3 separate regions of the Homo sapiens genome follow, and all the other regions are linked to region 2. A link is a loop called in an ENCODE intact Hi-C map of the cell type or tissue named here. Cell type or tissue: heart left ventricle. All regions are shown on one strand. Region 1 has its middle 450 kb from the start of EPHA4. Region 2 overlaps EPHA4 (EPH receptor A4). Region 3 has its middle 470 kb from the start of EPHA4.

Evidence for each region. A loop is a pair of places that touch in the nucleus more often than their neighbours do. Peaks named below come from ENCODE experiments on the same cell type or tissue, not always from the same donor. Only the 100,000 strongest peaks of a DNase experiment are listed, where the experiment ranks them.
Region 1: it touches region 2 in a loop (2.0-fold over the local background); 2 of 110 quality-filtered maps call a loop at or near these places.
Region 3: a loop joins it to region 2, with 1.9 times the contacts of the local background. A loop is called at or near these places in 2 of 110 quality-filtered maps.

What each region holds. Positions count from the first base shown.
Region 1 is chr2:221,123,658-221,126,157 of GRCh38, reverse strand. No RefSeq gene overlaps it. Among named protein-coding and RNA genes, the nearest start is that of EPHA4, 450 kb to the left of the region's middle. RefSeq lists an enhancer at 741-1,265. In heart left ventricle, no CTCF peak of the experiment used is centred here; no DNase peak of the experiment used is centred here.
Region 2 is chr2:221,428,865-221,431,364 of GRCh38, reverse strand. It overlaps EPHA4 (EPH receptor A4), which reads left to right. Exons shown (of 18, transcript NM_004438.5): 15 at 1,214-1,407. Among named protein-coding and RNA genes, the nearest start is that of EPHA4, 140 kb to the left of the region's middle. In heart left ventricle, no CTCF peak of the experiment used is centred here; a DNase peak (open chromatin) is centred at 1,094.
Region 3 is chr2:221,099,931-221,102,430 of GRCh38, reverse strand. No RefSeq gene overlaps it. Among named protein-coding and RNA genes, the nearest start is that of EPHA4, 470 kb to the left of the region's middle. In heart left ventricle, a CTCF peak has its summit at 1,499 (motif pointing right); no DNase peak of the experiment used is centred here.

The DNA.
Region 1 (2,500 bases), 310 kb after region 2:
GCTCTATGGCCCCCACTAAGAGTGTGGCTATTGCCCTTTAAATACTCTGTGACCCTTATTAACTGTGACTTTATTATGGGGCTTGTTCAAAATAAAATAGAGATGCTGGAGATAAATCCGAAAAACGCATAGTTGTTGGTGTTTTTCATTAAAACTGAAGTGTAACAGTGGGATCCAAGTCAGGCATCCTTTTCTATCTAAGATCCTCCCACCTCAGTGCAAAAAGTCATATTGTGGGGGTTGTTGTGGTGACTAATACACACTACTCTTGGATGCTTTAATAGCTTGCAGGATTGGACTTGTTGACATACACGTTTTCTCATTGTCAGGGAGACTTTCAAAAGTCTGGACTGTGTCCTACTCCTCTTTCCACACCCAGCATTTAGGCCAGACCCCAGCACATAGTAGGTGTTTAATAAATAATTTTATGAATGAATAAATGTATGTATACACACATACAAACATATATACATACATGCATGTCATATATAGGATTAAGGGCTTACAGAAATCAGGAGTGAAAAAGAATACATTTAAAACAATCTTTTTCCTAAAACAAAGAATAAAGCAAAACGGAATATTTCTGCAAAATGCTGGCCGCTTGAGAATGAGTGTTTTTATAAACCACAGTGAAAGAAATTTCCGTTTGATGACAACTTTATTTTTAAAAAGGGCACAGGTGATTTATAATCTAATGCGCTAAATACTGAAGAATGTTTAAATGAATGAAAGGATGAATGAGTGAGTGAATGATTGTGATAGACACAAAGAGCTTTCTTTGGAATTGGTAGCATTATCACTCCTTCAAATCTATTTTAAATATAAATTAAAGTACACATAAACACAAACAAAATACACACCACAAAATGTCAGTATCTAACACACACACACACACACACACACACACACACAGAGTGAGAAATGCTTTCTCTTTTACTCCCAGGCTGTCCGGTGGGTCTGTAAGTAACCATACCTTTAGGAATGTGGAGAGGATAGTAACTTAAGCTGGTTCAGCAGCTCCTGAGTGGGTGGTGGAGACAGGGCAGCTCTGAATGAGCTCTTTGATGGACTCAAGCATCTCCCATCTCCAAGCGCCTCACTCTCATTAGCACTTGCCCTTGGGGCAGCCTTCTGCCAAAGGAAAGCAGACAGGAACACACCCCATGCTGGGCATTGCCACATCTCACCAGGGATTGCCTGTCTGGCTCTGTTGCTGGTGAGCCACGCAGCTTTGCAGTCCTGTTTCGCTTTCTCACATTAGGGCCATCCTTTGCCCAGCGGCTGCCTCTTCTTTCCCAGGTTGCTGACCTGCAGCCATCCATGTGCGTGGCTGCTTTGGGGGAGCTGTGGCCGTGGAGCTCAGGGCTCCCAACAGCTGGCCTTTCTCCATTGTGAACCGGTAAATGCTAAAACTTTTGCTCCATTCCCAGGGGACCCCCCATTAAATTCATTTTGTATTCACTACCTGCCAACAGGACCTGTAAGCGAGCCAAGAGGAGCAGCAGATTAAGCATAATTATGAATTCTGAGTGGAAGGGAGTAGTCTGAGATTGTTTTTCATGAAAGACCTATTTTTTTTCCTACTGAAAATTCACATAGAGGAAGTACTGAATGCTCCATGGAGTCTTTATATCGAAATGCTCTTTGCAATTAATGCTTCTTACTCCTTGTGCTTTCATGGAACAGATAGAAAACCTCTCAAACTTGAAAGCTGTTCTTGGAATTGGATTTTGGTTTGCTCAGGATTTGTATCTAATTTTCTAGAGAAGTATTATAATATTTATTAACAAGAACGGGTACTAAGTGTAACCCTCAAGTCATTTCCCAGGCTTAGTTGTCAATGAGAAGCTAATCCCTAAGGATTTCTAAACCAGCACAACTGAGTAAGGATTCAAAGGCCTCTTGCAGGCTGTTCTTGAGTGCTTAACGTGTAGTCATCAGTAACAAGTCAGTGGTACCATTTATTCTTTTACTCTTTCCTTCTTCATAAATGAAAAAAAGAGAATCCAAAATATTGAGCATAAAAATGTTTGTAGTGCCTGCATACTCTATACTCACTCAGTACTATGAATGTTACAATGTGCTAACTTTTCCTAATTTGATATAAAATTATCAACACCCTTCCTCATGTGTTTTCTTCGTATTGCTGATATATTTTCCTTTTTTGAAATACTTTTATCTGCATATTAGAAAAGCATTGAAGTTTGCTACTGGAATAGTCTATCCAAATAGTCTGTCCAAATAATCTGTTTACCCATGATAAATTACTATCATGTTATTAAAAAGGTAAGATCAGAAGTTGCTTGATACCAAGTAAAAATATTGACTTTTAACAAGTCCAATAAACTTTGAAAGGGATTAATAATGATAACAACAATGAAAGCAGCCAGAAGGCACTACGTGCTTACAGTAAGTCAGACACTATGCCAAACTTTTGACATTTATCATCTTTTAAAATCTTCACAAAATTATAAGTTAAATACTATTATTATCTTTACAG
Region 2 (2,500 bases):
TCGAAGGCCAATTTCTGAGCAGTCAATAGACCCACCACAGGGTGAGTCCAGTGAAGTCATTGGGATGGCTCAACCACTGCTTATTTCTCTGGCAGCTATCATGTTGATAGAAAGAAAAATAAATGGAGTGATTTAAAGCAAATAAAACTTTTAGACTCCCAAACAAATAAAAGCACCTCCAGAATCTCAGAGGATATCCATAAACAAAGGTAATGAGTAGCCAAAAAACTGTGAAGTAGTTCTCCTCTATAAATTTGGCATGTCCTACCATATTATTTTCTTGGAATTTATACCCCAAAGCAGGGGGAGGATGTTAGAGAAAAGGCTATAAGAAAATAATTTAATGCCTGTGAAGACAGATTAGAAAAATTAGAATTAGCAAAGAGACTGTTGAATGAGTTATTTATGACTTACTAGGCAAGGAGACCACTCTGGGCACTCTGGATGGTCTTGGCCAATAAGACAATTATCATGTACCATTATAACTTCCTTCTTTAGATGTGCGAGGGTCTCCTTTAAAATGTAAATGCCCCAAAAGAAGGAATTTTTTTAATTGTTTTTTACTTTTTTAAAAAAAATCTACTTACTAACACCTTTAACAGGGTCGACTGACAGCCAACTGAGACCAAGAAAGAAATTCAGAGTTGGTGTCTAGGGGTAGAGTAATCCAAAAGAAAAAATGGCTGGGCGTCTGGACTTGGACTCTGGTGTTGACACACTGGCTGTCTATGTAAGAGGACAGGGCCTTAAAAGGAGGCAAAGAAAATTCCATTTTGGAGACAGCTATTAATTGCTTCCCAAGGGAGGTCTTTGGCACTAAGTCAGAGTCTCTTTTGCGAAGAGTGTTTAGGTGTGCTAATAGCAGAATGGAGCGGGGCAGGGGACTGGAGGCAGGGGGCAGGGGGCAGGGCCACATGATCTCTGAGGGCCGTCACCAAAACTGACACCACATTGTGGATTTGACTGGGCTCTAGCCACTTGAGAACATTGATGCATCTTCCCTTTAGAGTACACCTCAGTGCAACAGCTGGCTTCCCTCTCCTGTTGCCAGTGATACTCAGGTCTAGCTTTGGCTCATGTGAAGGAGTTGGAGCTGTTCCCAGGCTCCAGCTTGCTGGCAGCTTCATGCACAAGAAACATGCCAGTCGGAAGGGTGAACCTTGAACAGCAGCTTGCCTGGCAGCTTAACATACCATCCTGTTGTCTTCCATAGGTGATTAAAGCCATTGAGGAAGGCTATCGGTTACCCCCTCCAATGGACTGCCCCATTGCGCTCCACCAGCTGATGCTAGACTGCTGGCAGAAGGAGAGGAGCGACAGGCCTAAATTTGGGCAGATTGTCAACATGTTGGACAAACTCATCCGCAACCCCAACAGCTTGAAGAGGACAGGGACGGAGAGCTCCAGGTCAGCCATGCTTACTTAATAGTGATGTATGAAAGAACACATTAGAGGAGGCAGGCAAGTGGTGACTCACTTAAATTCCTGCCTTTTCATCAGAGGCCACTTCATGGCTCTCTGCAACCTGGGTGGCTTCTTTCTCAATTAGTAGAGTATTTCAGGTAGTTCTATTCAGCATTTTGAATAACTAATACCTGTCAGGCATCAAATAGTTATAAGGAAAAAACTTTAAAAAATAATAATAGTAGGAAAGAAATAACTGAAGTGCCTATTTTAGGATGCCAGGCCTGAAATTTAGGAAGAGGGGTGAAATGTACTTTTAGAAGACGTTCAGATCAGTAGGTGCTATATTTTGAAATGGGGCAGGAACACTGGAATAGTAAGAAATAAAGATTAGAAAACAGGTCTTTAAGCACGGCAATTTTAAGTTGATTTATAAAGTGTTAATTGTAAGAAAGAGATTCATTAGGTTTCAGTTCTTCTGGTTTCCCTTTTCTGAGTCTTTCAGAGTAGGAGGAAACAGGGCCAAGATAGGAAATGATTGAGTTATAAAGCATGCAGATGAATGTTTGGGAAGGATTTTAAAGACCAAAATGATTGGACCACCTGAAAGAGGTAGTTATTTTCTTGGAATGAGCAAAATGAAGAAGTATATCAGTCTGTAGAGAACATAAAGATACTATAAGTCCTACAAGTTCAGTGAGAACTTTCTACATGGAGAATGGACTTTACTGGTATAAGACTCAGGATACCTACATATCAGTAGTCTCATCTGAAAGGGTGTGGACCATCTTTATCAGTTAAATTATTTTAGAATACAGGCATAATAGACCAGGTGACTCAGGCCTGCGAGAGGTGAGACACTCACTCATCTCCAAGTCTGAGCTTCTCACAGGCTTCTGTTTCATCATGATCCTGTGTTAAAAATAGGAGGACATTTTCTCCCGTAATATTTAAGCCCTTCCAGTCTTTGCAGGCCCTGTGGTGTTCTCCTCTCATCTTTCTCCTGAAAACTTGGACTAAAGATTCTAGAAAAGAAGGAAAACACATTACATGAAAAAAAAGAGAACTGTGGAATAGATAGTAGAGATACCCTATA
Region 3 (2,500 bases), 330 kb after region 2:
TATTCTTAAAGCTCTAAAGCTGCTCCATAGTAGAGTGTGTGTATGTATGTGTGTGTCCTTGTGTTGTAATCAATGCTGGCAGGGTAAAAAAAAGATGGAATTTTAATGCCTACTGGCATAAATAATAAAATTCATAGTATATTTACTCAGTGTTGAGTAGATTATGGATCATGTATCAAACTATGGGATCATAGTTACAGCAGCAAAATTGAGAGCTGGAACTTTTCCTATTTGATTATACTTGCAATGTAGATACCTGAATTTTTTTCTCAATGTGATTTGCATTTGCCTTTGTGTCACTATTCTGGATTATCTATCTATGAGTAGATTATTCTCAGACTCCTGGCCTCAAGTGATCCTCCCACCTCAGCTTCCGGAGATGCTGGTATTACAGGTGTGAGCCACTGCACCCAGCTTATAGGTAGATTATTCTAATTTGGGTTTGTCCAAGAGCGAATGTCCTTCTAAGTTATGAATGATGCCTACTCTACACTTGGGACTCTGTTGACATCTCAGCTCCTTCTATTTAGTTTTATTGTCAAGATATCCTTTGAGACTGAAACACTGAACTTCACCTAATCCATCAAAGGTCTGGGGAATGGTGACACGTGGCATCAGTCTGAAAGAGATCTGCTGATTAACACTGCTGAAGTCGTTTCCATGGAGCACTTGAGTAGTAGGGCAGGATGGGGAAGCTGGACAGCTTCTTGGCCTTTTCCCCACGTTTTCTTTTTCTCTTCAGGTGTGGCCTTGTTGCTTTATTTGAAATCATTAGACTTTAGTTTGGCAGATGTGACTTTATTCACACGCAAGAGCAGAGCATAATTAAAAGCCAAATTTAAGTTCTCAATGCATTGTCTTTTTTGTTATCCATGTATCTACTCATCTTTAACAGAGAAAATAGTTGTGGTTGGACTCTATTTTTATTTATTTTTTTTGAGACGGAGTTTCACCCTTGGTGCACAGGCTGAAGTGCAGTGGAGCCATCTCAGCTCACTGAAACTCTGACTCCCGGGTTCAAGCAATTCTCCTGCCTCAGCCTCCCAAGTAGCATGGATTACAGGCGTGCACCACAACACCTGGGTAATTTTTATATTTTTAGTGGAGACGGAGTTTCACCATGTTGGCCAGGCTGGTCTCCAACTCCTGACTTCAAGTGATCCGCCCATCTCAGCCTCTCAAAGTGGTGGGATTACAGGCGTGAGCCACCGCACCCGGCCTGGACTCTATTTTTGGACAGAATTACACACACAGTGTTGATTGTTATCATAAATGCCACGTGCATAGATGATAACATGCTTTGCCCTGGTTGTGTAAAAGTAGTTTGTTGACCAAATCAGATTTTGTACTTAGAGCCGGGGCAGCTTTCCCTGAGGAATCAAGTCCTGTGGCTTGAGAGGTGACGAACGGTCTTGTCACTTCGGAAGAAACTTCAGGCTACTCATCAATCAGGGATTTTGTTCCTCAAAGTCAGCAGCACCTCAGCTGCCTCCTGATTGAAGGCCCAAAAAGCCACTAGGAGGAGCTAATGACTGACCGAGTTTAGGCTCACCAATATTTAAAGCAAATTGCTGCCACAGACTGCCCACCCTGGGCTGCGGGCTCTGGGTGTTTAATTATTTACATGGTAATGGATGGACCAGGAATCGTCCGCCCTTCCAACAGCTCACCAAGGAGAGCAACTGTGTCTCGTGATTTCATTTGCGGGTTATTTCCTGTGAGGAAGAAGGCTTTTCAACCTTGCTGCAGACAGAAAGGTGGAAAAAGTGCTGCATTAGCAAAACTCCCAAGTGGCTCCCATTTTAAATTAAAAAAAAAATGCAAACACACTGACTTCTGGTTTTCTGATGCTTCCCACAAATTCCCAGTGTACAAGAACCATTGAAGAGACCCAGATAATAAAGAATCTGTTTCTGGATATTATGGGAAGTCCCTCCCTTTTCTGTAAACAGAACATCGGAGGTAAAGAAGGGTCAGACCCTGGAGTCCAAAGGCTGGGTTCGAATCCCAGATCTGCCATCTAACAGCCATGTATCTTTGGATGTGGTTCTTAACCTCTGTGTTCCTCCTTTTCGCCGTCAGTGATAATTCTACATGCTCCTGGGGCTGTGGTGAGGATTAAGTGAGTTAGTACACAAACCTACATGCCTGTGAGCTTGTGCTCAGTTCTGCTTAGTGGGTTTTCTGTTCCCCACGGCCAGCCAAATGCATTCCAAATTGATAATAGAAATTGAGGTGCAATCATGGAATACTATGCAGCCATAAAAAATGATGAGTTCATGTCCTTTGTAGGGACATGGATGAAGCTGGAAACCATCATTCTCAGCAAACTATCACAAGGAGAAAAAACCAAACACCGCATGTTCTCACACATAGGTGGGAATTGAACAATGAGAACACATGGACACAGGAAGGGGAACATCACACACCCGGGCCTGTTGTGGGATGGGGGGAGGGGGGAGGGATAGCATTAGGAGATATACCTAATGTTAAATGACAA